Regions from separate parts of the Mus musculus genome. Here region 2 is linked to region 1. Evidence: chromatin loops called from intact Hi-C (ENCODE). Cell type or tissue: left cerebral cortex. All regions are shown on one strand. Each heading gives the region's core, and the rest is flanking DNA. Links, peaks and the distances in the headings are about the cores only.

The links. Hi-C counts contacts between places; a loop is a spot of excess contacts. Peaks named below come from ENCODE experiments on the same cell type or tissue, not always from the same donor. Only the 100,000 strongest peaks of a DNase experiment are listed, where the experiment ranks them.
Region 2: it touches region 1 in a loop (5-fold over the local background); 2 of 42 quality-filtered maps call a loop at or near these places.

Annotation. Positions count from the first base shown.
Region 1 is chrX:155,212,144-155,219,999 of GRCm38, forward strand. Sat1 (spermidine/spermine N1-acetyl transferase 1) reads right to left here and starts at 4,306. Exons shown (of 6, transcript NM_009121.4): 1 at 3,960-4,306; 2 at 3,642-3,693; 3 at 3,458-3,541; 4 at 1,890-1,991; 5 at 1,754-1,794; 6 at 983-1,524. The coding sequence starts at 4,025. The coding sequence ends at 1,354. In left cerebral cortex, for the core only: a CTCF peak has its summit at 4,410; DNase peaks (open chromatin) are centred at 3,436, 3,878, 4,340 and 6,340; H3K4me3 peaks cover 2,566 bases; H3K27ac peaks cover 1,135 bases.
Region 2 is chrX:155,094,346-155,102,201 of GRCm38, forward strand. No RefSeq gene overlaps it. Among named protein-coding and RNA genes, the nearest start is that of Magea1, 8.5 kb to the left of the region's middle. In left cerebral cortex, for the core only: a CTCF peak has its summit at 3,835 (motif pointing right); a DNase peak (open chromatin) is centred at 3,856.

The sequences.
Region 1 (7,856 bases), core at 1,936-6,935:
TGTTCTGTTAGCCTTTGATTTTTGCCAGCAATTCCATTACTTGCCATCTGAGCAGGACCCTGGTTGAGATCTAACTCTGTGTGCGTATTTCCTGTTTCCAATAAACCCCAAAGCTCCAAAAAAAAAAAAAAGAGCATAATCATTCTCTCCCATATAGCTGCCTTCTAACCTAGAACTGTGTAGCAGAAACTGAGCCAAAGGAACACAAAACCAAAGCTGTTTAACTGGAAAAGTTCAGTGTTTCCTGCTATTGTGTATCTTAGAGATATTTGCTTTTGGAAAACATTAATCTTGGACACTAGTTTTCAGGAATTCTTATCATTTTATGATCATGCAAATTAGTGGGTTTGGGAATGTAGGTCAATATGAGCAATTAAAATTCATAGTTCTAAGAAAATTGTCATTTCCCTTTGCTTTGCTCATTTTCAGTTCCTGAGAAAAGTATATGCTTGTGTCTCCCTAGTTGAAAGACTCCTATTGTGTCCTTACTGTAGAAGGACATTAGTTTAACACAGTTATGTACATATATGTAAAGTCATCTGATTTGCTTGTGACAAAGTTGCTTGTGTGACACTTTTTAAAGCTGCAATCTTGTTAAAAACCGGGAGTTTTACTCCCTCTTGATTAGCAGAATGACCTACTTAGTTTTACTTCAAAGGGCATTTTGTGTGGGATGAGGTCATTGGAGACAAGATGTTTTTCCTGATTGTTAGTGTTTCATAAACCCACCTTCACATTTCACTTGTGCAACAATGGACTTATTCACTGTGTGCATCGCTCTGTTCCATTCCATTTCTTTCTTTCTTTCCTTCTCAAGTCACCCCCCACCCGCTTTGGTGCTAGGGATAAAATGTAGGGTATTCTGAACACCAGGCAGCCTCTCCTATTCACCAGTACCTGAGAACTGATGGATAGGTATTTTTAGCTTATATATTATTTGTTACAAAGATAATGAGGAATAATATAGGACTAGTAAAAATGCTCAGGCTGAATATTTAAATCAAAGAGTAGTTTATTTAAAAAAAAAAGAATCAAAACAGAAACTCTAAGTACCAGTGTGTACATTGTACACATTTAAATGACTCACAAGAATGAAGTTTTGTTTTTCTTATATAGTAAGATCATACCACCTTGTTCTTCATCAAAAGATGTTCAAGAATTCTGCCTCCAAACCACATACATGACTGCCACTTTAAACAGACCGAATTTCAAACATGCAACAACGTCACTGGTAATAAAGCTTTGGAATGGGTGCTCGCTCTATTATTTCACTACACACAAGATAGAAAGCAAGGGAAGCTGAGAATTATTCTAAAGCACAATGGAGGTTGTCATTGTCTACACCGGCACGCCTCACTCCTCTGCTGCCATTTTTAGCAAGTACTCTTTGTCAATCTTGAAGAGCCTCCATCCCTCTTCACTGGACAGATCCGAAGCACCTCTTCTTTTGTAGAAGTTGATAGATGGTTCATTCCATTCTGCTACCAAGAAGTGCATACTGCTGCAGCGACACTTCATGGCAACCTAGTATAAGCCAGAGAGAACATTTCACCCTCTTACCAAGACCCAACCTTGATTCACTCATTACACTAACCCCGTAACTCTTACAAATGCAGAAGCCCAAATCTAGGACATCTGGTCACAGCTCTAATCCCCAGCACTAGGCAGATGAAGAAGAGCTTGAGGCCAGCCAGGGCTCATAGGAGGACCAGGCCAGCCTGGGCTCTATGCAGTGAAATGCTAGTGAACATACCTGGCTTAGATTCTTCAAAATTTCTGATCCTATACCAAAGCCTAAAGGAAAGAAATACAATTCTACTTAAGTCATTTTAAGGCCAAAGAGCTCTGATTTCTCCTTAAACTACCTCCAATCCCAAAGTCAACTGTACCTCTGTAATCACTCATCACGAAGAAGTCTTCAAGATACAGCAACTTGCCAATCCATGGGTCATAGGTAAAATAGTACATGGCGAACCCAACAATGCTATGTCCTGTAATCAGAGTATCCCATGAGATGCAAAGAAGAAAAACAACCCATTCAAGCTGTATTGGTAGAATCAGAAGCCTAGTGTAGATTGTAAGAAAATATATATGCGTGCACCACTGAAACAAGTAGCCAGGAACTGGACTGCCTCCTTATGTTTATGCTACTACAGTCCAGACCAATGATGAATGATCTCTCTGGTCTCAGACATGTACTTGCAAAAGGCACACATTAGAGATAGCTGAAGCTAGGCTACACTTGTGGACTGGCTAGTCTGTACTCTGCAGGACTCACACTTAGGAAATGAGAACATTTTCAGTACTTGCCAGAACAAAAGGGCCAGGGACTTAAACTAAACACACACATTATTCACATCCTAATGACATGCTGGTATGTTGGCTTGGCAAAAGTTGGGTTTACACAGCAGTGTAGAAGAGGAAATACTTGCAGTTTACCAACTCTTGCTTCCTTAAGGTCAGAAGACCAGACCAAAAGAACCATGTTTACTTTCAGAACTTGCCCTCCCACATATAAATTTTCAATTTACTTCCCCCACTCTTTAAGGCAGGAGAAATAGCAGTAACCAGAAACAGGTGTTACATAACACCCACATACTTCTAAAACTTAGTTCATCCCTTACGTGTTCTGATTATCTTCGAGCCTAAGGAACAAACATCAGAAGAAAACTCAAGAAAGCACCCACCCAAACAACTTCCCCTTTTAGCCGTCTCCTGACCAGTCAACAAGGGCCAGCAAAAAAAAAAAAAAAAAAAAAAAAAAAAGGTGTCAATACATAACTAAAAATAATAATTAACAACTGACTACCTCATAAGGAGTGTCAATTCAATTTCAAATGGAGGCAAAGGTTGCAAATTAGAGGCAATGGTTGCAAATTAAATTTTCTAGCCATTTTGTATTTCTTTGCAGACAGACAGGAAGCGAAAATAAATTTCTGATCTACTGTGTTTTAAGTGTGCGATAATAGGACCTTACCTCATTTATCATGATCATCTACTTTATTGTGTAAAGGGTCTTTTAGTTACCTCCCCGCCCATCCATGTACACAGAAGGGCCATGTACATGGCGAAGCTAGAGACTGTAACCTGAAGATTGGGACAAATTAAAGAAAAAAATGTGATTTAACACAATTACAAAAAAAAAAAAAGTTAGGTTAGGGTCAAACAAAAACCATTTTATGAAACGGAATTACAACAAATGACATTATAACTAACTTTTCCGGGTTTCTACAGAACTTTGATACTTGCTCAAACAGCTCTCTCATAACCCGCCCTATTAGAAAGTACACTACACATATATTTTTTTTCCTCAGTCATTTGCACACTGGCTGGTTGTTATTTCCAGCCAGCTCCTCAGTAACCTCTGCCCGCGTAGTCACGGGTTCTGCCCAGTAGGCTCTACGGGTTTGATATAACATTAGTTCTCTCTGGCTTCTCGACAGGGATCAGGGGTTACCTTCAGGGGTCCAGTGCTCTTTAGGCACTTCTGCAACCAGGCAGTGGTAGAAGGGGTGTTCTCCAAAGCCATCCTCTTGGAGATCTGTAAGACAGGGGAGGCAGAGACAGTGAGAGTTGACCTTTGGAGGTGCCAGGAAACAGATATTACCCGCCCCTCCCCCTCCCCCGCCACGCCTTGTTACCTTTCTCAGTTAAAATGACTTGATCTTCCATGTATTCATATTTAGCCAGTTCCTGGGGACGACATATAAAGAAAAGGACAATGAAACTCCTGGCCAGCCTAGCCAGCTCACGGGAAGAGAAATGGGGCAGGCAGGGTAGAGCGGTGACTGAGTCCTGCCTGGCGCCGAACAGCCGAGCCTGACCCGGGCTGGGGTTGGCAGGCCAAGAAGGCGGAATTTACTGGCCTGGCTGCGTCTCAGAACTGCAGATGAGGATTTCCCCGGTCAACAGAGCCTCCCCTACCCTCTGCCCTAGGGAGAGCCCGGACTTTTACCTACCTTGATCAGTCGCAGGATGTCACTGCAGTCAGAGGCAGTGGCTGGACGGATCTTAAATTTAGCCATTTTCGTCTTTTGCTTTTCTTCCCTTTGCGCACCAGGCCCCTGTACTTGAACAGCAGGAGGAGGTGGTTCCTCATTCGTTTCCCGGGAGCGTCCTCTTCTCAGTCAGGCTGGCACCATGACCCGGCGAACCTCAGTATAAGACAGAAAACTGGCAAACTTACTTCGGGGAAACTGCGCAGCTAAGAAGTGGCAAGACGGTGCCTTTTAAGTCCGCAGAAGCTCCTCCCTGGACGGGGAGCCGGAGAGATCGCGACCAGTAAGGATGAAAGCCCGCCGAAGCACCGCCCTCTGTTCCAGACACTGCCCTCTTCCGGGCTCTCTCGTGACACCCATGGCGCAAACCCGGAGGGCGGGGTAGGGCGAGGCGCGCTGCTGCCTTTCTAGCCTCATGTCCTCTAGCGGCGCCTTGCGGATCCTTGCCGGAAGCATATGAATGCCAGCTTGTCCCCTGGTAACCTTCCTAAATAGAACATGTGGATTGCCTCTGTGACCCCGACATTGCCGAGAAAAGCAAACTCAGGAAGCCCAGCTTTAGGGTATGACAGAAAGATGAGAGCAGCAGCCATTCTCAAAGTGTCGTCTGGAGGCATAATTTCCTTTCCTCTCTAGTAATTTTCCACAGGCAGTTCATTGAGATGTGGTGATGTCACCATTTTCATGACTAAAGAAAGGTGTGGGTTTGAATCTTGTTTTAATTTTGAGACAGGGTCTCTCTATGTAGTCTTGACTATCCTGGAACTCACTATGTCACAACAGGCTGTCCTAGAATTCACAAATCACATAGATCTGCCTGCCTCAGTCTGCCCAGTGTTAGGATTAAACATGTTCACCACAGCCTGCTATTCTTGTATGTTCTAAGGTCAGTTCTTAGGATCCCTCGATTGCTTTCCTTCTAGCTTAGTGGTTCTCAACCTGTAGGTCACAACCCCTTTGGGGTCATATATCACATAGCCTGTATATCAGACATTTACATTACAATTCATAACAATATAACAGCAGCAAAATTACAGTTAAAAAGTAGAAACAAAATAATTTTATGGTTGAGAGTAATCCACAACATGAGAAACTGTATTAAATGGTTGCATTATAACGAAGGTTGAGAACCAGTGTTGCAATGGCTAAATTTAAAATGTTATCTTTCCTTCCTTCCTTCCTTCCTTCCTTCCTTCCTTCCTTCCTTCCTTCCATTTATGTATTTATTTTTTGAGACAAGATTTCTCTGAGTAGCCTTGTCTGTCTTGGAACTCTGTACACCAGGCTGGCCTGGAACTCAGAGATCCTCCTGCCTCTGCCCCCCACCACCTGGCAACATTTTCTTTCTTACTCCTCCCGCTTTCCTTCTTAAATATCTGTTCTTCCTTGTGGACTTTCCTTCTGAAGGAGAGAAACACTTGATAATTCGCTTTAATGATGTATGCCATCTTACATTATTGAAGAGTTGATTTCACTGCTTATAGATTTTGAGGTCTGGAAGTTTTCTTTCTACACACTTATATCTGACCGTCTCTCAGCTTTCTTTGCTATTGAAAGCTGTTGTTGTCCTTACTTGCTCCAGTCCATGCACTTCTTTTGTTTCCTTTAACTTTGTTTGTTTGTTTTCGAGACAGGGTTTCTCTGTGTAGCCCTGGCTCCTTTAACTTTTTATTTTGAAATAATTCTAAACCTACTGAACATGTCACGATATCATTACTCTAATGATTACAGGGATGTCTGGCTCTGTGTTGTTTTCTATCATTTTTTGTTGTTGTTGTTTTTGAGACACGGTTCCTCTGTATAGCCTTGGCTGTCCTGGAACTCACTCTGTAGACCAGGCTGGCCTTGAACTCAGAAATCTGCCTGCCTGTGCCTCCCGAGTGCTGGGATTAAAGGCGTGTGCCACCACGCCCGGAGTTTTCTATCATTTTTAAAGGTAAGAAAACTTGAGACCAACATGTTTGGGAACAGTTGGGTTTGCCTATTCCTGGTCATACCCAGTGGAACAAGTAAGTATTCATGTCTCTGGGGAGTGACCTTTCTTTTACTATGGGCTTTCCTGGACAGATCTGTTGAGTACCCTGCTACCATTGCCTTGCCTGGATTCCATAATCAGTCAGAAGAGGTTTTTTTTTTTTTTTTTCAATAATGAGATAAAGCATCAGATGATCTTCAACATCTGGTCTGTACAGTGAGGGGTTAGACTAGTACCAGATGGCCACTCCTAATATTTAGTAAGTGACTTTGCCTTTATTAACGAGTAATATCCTGTATGAAGAAATGAAAGAAGAACAGCATTTTCTGTTACCCCTCCCACTCTCCCATGACTCAATGCGTTTGTGAGTCACTATGAGAGCTTATGCAATGTTTTTTTTGCAAAGAGATTTAAAAATAGCACCCATTCTACCTGAGTTACTGCCAGTGGTATCTTTCCTGACATAGATGACCAAGCCCTTGCCTCTTTTTTTATTGGATATTTTCTTCATTTACATTTCAAATGCTATCACAAAAGTCCCCTATACCCTCCCCCCTGCCCTGCTCCCCTACCCACTCACTCCCACTTCTTGGCCCTGACTTTCCCCTGTACTGGGGCATATAAAGTTTGCTAAACCAAGGGTCCTCTCTTCCCAGTGATGGCCGACTAGGCCATCTTCTGCTACATATGCAGCTAGAGACACAAGCTCTGGGGGTACTGGTTAGTTCATATTGTTGTTCTACCTATAGGTTTGCAGACCCCTTCAACTCTTGGGTACTTTCTCTAGCTTCTCCATTGGGGGCCCTGTGTTCCATCCTATATATGACTGTGAGCATCCACTTCTGTATTTGCCAGGCACTGACTGGCAAAGTCTCTTTGCCTCTTTTGCTTCTGTTTAGAATGCTAGAGCACTTTCAGGAGTTTGTCACATATATACTGATAGCAATACATTCAAATTCTGTGTCTCAACACCAAGAATAACTTCCTGAAGAAGAAAAACTAAAGCCATTTTCTATTTAGGTTGCTTAGTGTTTTAGAATCGTGCTTGAATTTAGCTTAGCATTTGACAAACTTTTATTTGGTAATGAGTCAACATTTCAAATTGTTGAATCATATCTGAGGTTCTTGGGGATTATAGAAGGTCACCAAGTGTTGCAACCAACCCTAAAGGTGTACAGTTTACTTTTAGAGATGGGTTTGTACTTTATTATAACGGATTTGACTCTTTATGAGAAAGGGAATTTCTATCACTGTGATGAACAGATGAGGAGAGTGAAAGGAAGAAAAATAGCCAAAGCAGTGATTTTGTTCTTTGCCTTGTTTCAAGGTTTCAGTGTCCCAAAGATTTTTATGATATTTCATGTAGACCTTGCCACCAGAGGTCAGTTGTTTGAAAATAGGTTGTCCTATGTCATCCCTTTTTATTGTTTATTGGTTGCCACATAGAAAGTCACCACACACTCAATCGTTTAAAAATAACACCTATTTATTATTGCAGAATATATGGGTCAAGAGTCCAGGCATCATGGCTTCACTGCATCTTTTGTTAACTGTGTCAGGTTGGCTGCATTCCTACATAGAACAACTCCAAGTTCACTCAAATTACTGACCTTGACAGTACTAACCTCTCTCTCTCTCTCTCTCTCTCTCTCTCTCTCTCTCTCTTACACACACACACACACACACACACACAGATCCTCCTGCCTCTGTCTCTGCCTCTTCCTCTGCCTTTGCCTTGCAAATGCTCTGATTAAAGGCATGCACCACCACTGCCCTGCATCATCTCTGTGTTAAACAGATTTATTTTCTAATTAGATGTATGCCTGTATGTATGTATATGCATATGTGCGCATACATGTGTGTGTGTGTGTGTCTGTGTGTCT
Region 2 (7,856 bases), core at 1,083-6,082, 120 kb before region 1:
AAAAAAAAAAAAAACTGCAAGTAGTGGTTTTCAAGGCTTGGCACTACATGAAAGGTTCAAGGAATGTTGGTCTCTCTCCCAGAGGCCAAGGGCAGGGGGCATATCACTTTAAGGACAGCAGACAGTAGCTTTCTAGACAGTAGCTATCTCCAAGAACAGCAGCATAAAATAGAGTTTGGAGGAAAAGATGGAATCGGTCTTGTTGCTTTTTGTCTCTTCAACCCTCTGACCCAAGCAGAGCTTCCACAATCCACTATTCTGTTCTGTTTTGACTTGGCCAGTCTTTCCCTCAATGATTGTTTGAAAATGGGAACTTTAAATAGTCACCAGAATCAAGTAGTTGTGGGCTCATTCCCACAAGTTTACCCCACTGGGAGCTTGGCAGACTACAGGGATAACTCAATATTATTTCGGGAACGGCCAATCCTGAAAGATTTCTGAGTCATCCTGAAATTCTTACCTCAATTGGCATGGAGAGGCAATCTCCCTTCGAGGAGTCTTGCAAAATTGCACTGAGACAATCAGTCCCTGGCTAGTGAGGTGCTCTATCTCACAAGTAACACAGATGTCCTTTAAATTCCAAGACCTCACAAAATATCCCCAAGGCTTCTGTGTCACCAGATACAGATGTTTAGGGAGAGTCTCATAGTATCAAGTCAAACCTGAGGGATCATTAAACTCAAGGAACCTCACAAAATGGCCCTCAGGCTCCAAGTAATCTGATATGGAAACTGAGGCTCAGGCTCTTTCCACTAAGGAGGTTCCCATTTGCTTCTGGACCGCAAAAAGATACAAATCTAGCTGAGTTTTCTATGCCTGTGTTTACTGGATCCAGCTCAAACAACCCACTCCCCAGCTTCCATTCAGACTAAAAATGTCACATGCCTCATAGAGTTAAAATGAAACTAGGGAGTAGATTACAGACAGAATTACATTGGAGATAATTTGCAGTAGAAGCCAGATTCCAGATTGACAAGCCAAGACAATCAAACTGTCTTGCATCCTTTTGATGGTCCTGCACTAAATGAGGGTAGGCTTTTAGGAATGAGCTGTACCCAAACTTTCATATCTGTATCCAGGAATTTGTGGAGGCTCACACCAGGACTCTGTTCCAGGGGAAGGAACCATGCCACTCTGTTCCCTCCAGGGCCATGCCGGGCATGACATTAGATCCTGATCTCAGTGGAGAAAGGGAAGTTGAAAAATGCAATTATCATGGGTAATGCCACCCATGCATTCAACAGAAATAAGCTTGGTGTGGTTAACATGCCTGTTGCAGCATAAATAGAGTTATTAAAATCTTCTGTAACAACTCAGATCAGCTAAAGGCATGCTATAGGAAGCATTTTATCTATTAATTACCAGAAAGCCAATGTTGAGTGAGAATTTGGTCAACTACTTTTTTCTATGAATTTCTTCCAGAAGCTTAAGAAGGCAATTATGAATCACAGTAACGTGGACTCAGTGTCTTTGAAGGAGGAGATTATCCTGACAAATTCCTGCCTTGTAGTGGCTAGATAGCTCATAGCTATCTGCCTCGAAGCCTAGATAGCTACAGAAAACTACAAAAACTAATGGTTGAGCCAGACAACAAGAGACTGAACCAACTGACCCTGACAGCAACCTCAGTGGTGCATTACAGATAAGACATGGAAAATGACTAAAAGAAAGTCAAAAACCACCTTAATCTGTTGACCATAAATAGACATAGCAGGCTTTTTACACTAATCTTACCTTTCAAACTAGATGATACTGGGGCCCTACCTTTGCCCTCCAGTAGCATAGTTTTGTGTTCTGAGTTCATCAGTTTTACCCTAAATGTACTCAGGCCATGATCTGTCAGCAGCCCCAGTTTCTTCAGTGGTTATCTCAGACTTGATCAACCAAAATATTGGTTCAAAGGTTCCCAAATGTTGTGGCCTCTCCTTAAAGAAAGAACTTACTGAGGGTAAGGGGGCTTGGATTTATACAGGTCTGCAAATTGCAATGAAACTAAAGTGGGCCATTTTGAGAAAAAGAGAGTTGACAAGGCCTCTGTCCTGGTTAGGTTTTAAAATTATTTCCTTTATTTTATATTAGAATATAATTATATATCCTTTAACCTTTTGCTTACTCTGTACAAACCCTCTCATACATACCTCCTAGCTTTCCTTCAAATTTAACGTCTGTTTTTCCATTGTTTATATGTATGTACATATATATTCCTTAATATAACCTGATCAGTCTAGACAGACAGATAGAAAGACACACAGACAGACATTCGGGACTGGATTGGGCATTTATATTTGGTAATCAATTTTTGTGCTGTTTCCTGGATATAACTATTTCTCATGCTTTTGGCATTGTGAGCTTTCTCCACTAAGTATTAGATTATTTTCTGTCAACTCAATACAAGCTAGAGTCAGATGATAAAAGAGAACCATAAATGACAAATCACCTCTAACAAACTGGCCTGTGAGAAAGTTTGTGGAGCCATTTCTTGATTGTTTGGCTAACAAAAATTGAACTCTAAGGTATTTTATGCTTTCTTTGTCTGTTGTGATTTCTTTTAAGAGAGAGAGAAAGATCAGGAAGCAGCAGGTGAGTCTGGATATACAGAGGATGTAAAAGGATTTAAGGGAAAGAAAATATAATTAAATTGTAGGAAATTCTCAAAAAATTTTAAAACAAAGATATATTCATCAACCTTCACATCATAATGTCCTTCATGAGTTGGTTTTGGAAGACAGGGTTTCTCTATGTAGCCCAGGCTCTCCTGGATCTCACTCTGTAGGCTATGCTGGTCTCAAACTCAGAATCCATCTGACTCTGCCTACAGAGTGCTGGGATTAAAGGCATGTACATCTTACTACTTAGGCCTGCTTGGTCAATTTACAACTCTGTGGCCCCTCCCTTTATGCAAGCTGCTTGTCCATTCTAAAATGTTTTCATTACTTTCTCTCTCTAAACAAGACACTTTCACATGCATTGTGCCTAAGACTGAGCCTGCTCCCATCTTTCACATTTACTTTCCTAGTGCTTACTGAGGTTGCTCCTTCCCTAGGAGGATTGAAAGTTCAAATGGTCCTTTGCTTTCAAGATCAGTCGCACCCTATATAATAAATCCCTTTTGAAAATGCAAAAATAAATAAACAAATACAAAATTGTTATAGAGGTTGGGAAAAGGCTTTATATATGTTATCATGAGGACTTGTGTTTGGATTTTTGGCACCCACAGAAAAAGGTATACTTGATGGCATGTGAAAATAATACCAGCATTTGGAGAGTGGAGACAGACAAACTCTGAGCTTGCTGTCCAGGTAGGCTATCCTTACACAAGCAAAAAGTCCTAGGTTCAGCAAGAGACCTGGTCTTAAAAATTAAGATGGAGAGCAATAGATTAATATCCACATAGTCTACCCATGACTGCTATATATTCATAGAGAGACAAGCAAGTGCACTCAAATATAAACACACATTCACACACACAAACAAACACACACACACACACACACACACACAATTTGATTTTTAGTTAAAATTGGTATGTAGTTATAGCCTAGCAGTGGAGTGTTTGCTTAAGATGATTTAGCAGCAAGTTTCAGTTCCAAGAACTGGAAAATTGGCTAGGAAACAAGTCAGAGAACTGCTTTGAAAAACTAGTGCTAAGACAATTCTCTCATTGCTTTCAGACGATGGAGTCTTTCAGCCTGGTACCCTCAAACCTTACTAAAATACATATTTCATGCACCAGAGCACACAGTAAGTGGAATCAGAATGAAAGCTAAGGTCAAGTACACAAACCAAAGTAAGAATGCAACACTTGTGAACATGAACTTCTAGACTCTGATCCCAAAAGGAACCAGCAGATGTCATCCTAGAGCAAGAATACAAGGAGGCTCAGACAAGACACCAAATCCAATCCAAGTTTTCCAGGATAGAGTGTTCTAGGACAAAACAGGAACAGCTGCTGCATCTGCCTCAAGAACTGGCAAGAAGACTGGGATACTGAATACATGTTAAGTTCTTAGCACAGAGCATGAAAAACAGTAACTACCTGATAAATACTGGTTAAATTGAAGGTGCAGTAGAGTGCAGTTAATTTGATTTCATCAGCCTCAAATTAGTAAAACCTTCAAAGTAGTAAATATGAGACAACTGACATCAGAAGGAACATTGCAGACCTTTAACTGAACAATGTATTTGTCCCAAAATGCTTTTATATTTTAATACATTTTATTCTCTGAAACTATAATATACAATTATATAATAATATTATTTCTTTCTGTCCGTTTGCTCCCACTAAATCTTCCCATTGAGTAATCCTTAGCCCTCTTTCAAAATCATGGTCTCTTCCTTTTCTTTAATTGGTTTGTATATCAGGGTGTGTTAGTACTCTTGTTTTTAACTAGATATTTTCTACATTTACACTTCAAATGCTATCCCAAAAGTCCCCCTATAACCTCCGCCCCCACCCTACTCTCCAACCCACCCACTCCTGCTTCCTGGCCCTGGTATTCCCCTGTATTGGGGCATATAACCTATGTTAGTACTCTTAAATATACCTTTAACATATTAAATATGTATTATATTATATTTGTTAAGACCTAGGTAAAATTTTAAAACCTAGACAAAATGTTAAGACCTAGGTAACTGCTACCTGGCTACTCTGTCATTATAAGGAAACTTTTTCATATGTTTCTGCTGTTACTAGGAACCTTCCTAATACAAAGATTAATTAGATATTCTGTACCAATCATAATAGAAGTCAGTAAAACTGTTTTGTATAGTTACCCACAATAAGCTTAGAACTGAACTAATTACCCAATAGCACTTCCTGTGCCTATGTATAAGCTTGGATGATATCTGCTTTTATAAGCTGCCCGTGGGCCCCAAAATACAAGAGACACCTGTGCCATATAAGAAGAAACTTTATGGAATGAGACTTCCATTTTGAGTAGTGCTCTAATAAAGTTTAAATTCTTTTTAAAGTTTTTTTAGATGTTTATTTATTGTTATACATAAGTACAGTGTAGCTGTCTTCAGACACTAGAAGAGGGCGTCAGATCTCATTACGGATGGTTGTGAGCCACCACGTGGTTGCTGAGATTTGAACTCAGGACCTTTGGAAGAGCAGTCAGTGTTCTTAGCCACTGAGCCATCTCACCAGCCCAAGTTTAAATTCTTAAGACCTCCCTGGGAACTGACATTCTATTCTATTTGGCAGAAAGAGACATGTATGTGAGTAATTGACATTCTGGTTGGCAAGTTTAGACATGAATGTTAGACAAGTCCCATCCTGTTAGATAGGTTAGAACATCAATATTAAACAAGGCAAGTCCTCTGCCACAGTTGAATACCCCAACCAATGGGAGCAGGATAAGTGTACTACAAAGACATGTTTCTTAGAAAATCCCCTATCTCTAAATCATGATTGGTAAAATAACTTGGCACAGAAGTTTGTAGTTTGGGGCTTAAGAACCCTATAGATCCATCCATTTGCCTAAGAATTCCATAAATTCATTGTTTTTAATATCTCATAGTACTCCATTGTGTAAATGTACCACATTTCTGTATCTATTCCTCTCTTGAGGGGCATCTGAGTTCTTTCCAGCTTCTCGCTATTATAAATAAGGCTGTTATGAACACAGTGGAGCATGTGTCCTTATTAAATGTTGGAGCTACGCAGCTATTATAAACAATGAATTTATGAAATTCTTAGGCAAATGGATATATCTAGAGGATAATATCCTGAGTGAGGTAACCCAATCACAAAAGAATACACATGATATGCACTCACTGATAAGTGGATATTAGCCCAGAAACATAGAACACCCAAGATACAATTTGCAAAATACTTGAAACTCAAGAAAGAAGGAAGACTAAAGTGTGGATACTTTGATCATTCTTAGAAGAGGGAACAAAACACCCAGGGAAGGAGTTACAGAAACAAAATGAGGAGAAGAGACTGAAGGAATGACCATCCATAGACTACCCCACCTGGGATTCATCCCATATACAACCACCAAATGCAGACACTATTGTGGATGCCAGCAGGAGCTTACTAACAGGAGCCTGATATAGCTGTCTCCTGAGAGACTCTGCTAGTGCCTGACAAATTCAGAAGTGGATGCTCACAGCCCTCCATTGGACAGAGCACAGGGTCTCCAATGAAGGAGCTAGAGAAAGGACACAGGAGCTGAAGGGGTTTGCAGCCCCATAGGAGGAACAACAACATGAACTAACCAGTACTTCCAGAGCTCCCTGGGATTAAACCACCAACCAAAGAAAACACATGGTGGGACTCATGGCTCTAGCTGCACATGTAGCAGAGGATGGACTAGTTGGTCATCAATGGGAGGAGAGACCCTTGGTCATGTGAATGTTCTATGCCCCATTAGAGGGGAATGCCAGGGGAAGGAAGCAGGAGTGGGTGGGTTGGTGAGAAGGACGAGGTGGAAGGAGATAGAGGATTTTTGACTAGGAAAACAGGAAAGGGGATAACATTTGAAATGTAATAAAGAAAACATCAAAAAAGAAGAACTCTATAGAATGGTAACTTGGGGTCAAGGTTCAGCTCCTGAATCCATGCCATCATGGCCCTGGTAAACCAGTCCTGGTGTGTATAGTCAATAAACTATCCCTCTCAGAGTGACATCAGTGTTCATGTGGTTTGTGAGGCAATTTCTGTACCACAAATACACACACACACACACACACACATAGATATAGATATATTGATATATGATATAGTGATATATATATATTTAATGTTACTTATTTTTCACAGCTGAGCATTTTGTACCAAGTGAAAAACTGACAGATCTTTCTTATTCCCAGATGATTTAAAAGATCATCTCCTATTTCCTTCCACTTCTTAGTCCCTCCACCTTGCCCCATGATGTGTATGTGTGTGTGTGTGTGTGTGTGTGTGTGTGTGTGTGTGTGTGTGTGGGCGCGCGTGTGTGTGTATGTGTGTGTGTGTGTGTGTGTGTGTGTGTGTGTGTGTGTTTCTGTCTGTATAAACTCCTACTAATGTAAAACCCAAAGACTACTTATTTTGTGTCTCATTTTAATTTAAGGGTGAATTTCTTTCACAGCCACCCTATAGATCAAACATTAATCATTTGTGTTGACTACTAAAACTATTGCTCTTAAGTGGCACAGTTATTTCCCTAAAGAGGATCATACATGTTCAATTTTGCTCTGGCATCTCCATCCTAAGATTTTCCATCATAGTTCATTAACATATTTTCATTATTTAATGTTCAAGATAAAAATTAATTCTTAGATTTTACTTGTAGTGTTAGAAATAGACTCTAACTTTGTTCATGGCAAACACATGGTCTACTACTAAGATAAGGCCTTGATTCTGTTTCTTACATTTCTCTTTGTGTGTACATTCACATGAACATCTACTCCTTTCTCCCTACAAAACTAGAAGACTATTTACATTAACGTGAAATCCCACATCTGAGAATATAGCTCGGCTTTCAGATGCTCATCATATGAAGTGAAATCACAAAACATAAATTCTTATCTAATGTCCTCACACACATGAACATTTTTAGGAATAAATATGTCTGCTGATAAAGGAAGATCTAGCTAGGTAGTAATGGTGTTTTAGGGTAGGTGTAGTTTGTGCCTGGAGTAAGCCAAGCATGTGTTCTACTAGTGGCCTATAATCTAGCCTCTCAACACTCCTCCATTGTTGGTGAGATTGCAAACTTGTACAACCACTCTGGAAATCAGTCTGGCAGTTCCTCAGAAAATTGGACAGAGTAATACCAGAGGATCCCTCAATATCTCTCCTGGGCATATATCCAGAAGATGTCCCAACCGGTAAGAAGGACACGTGCTCCACTATGTTCATAGCA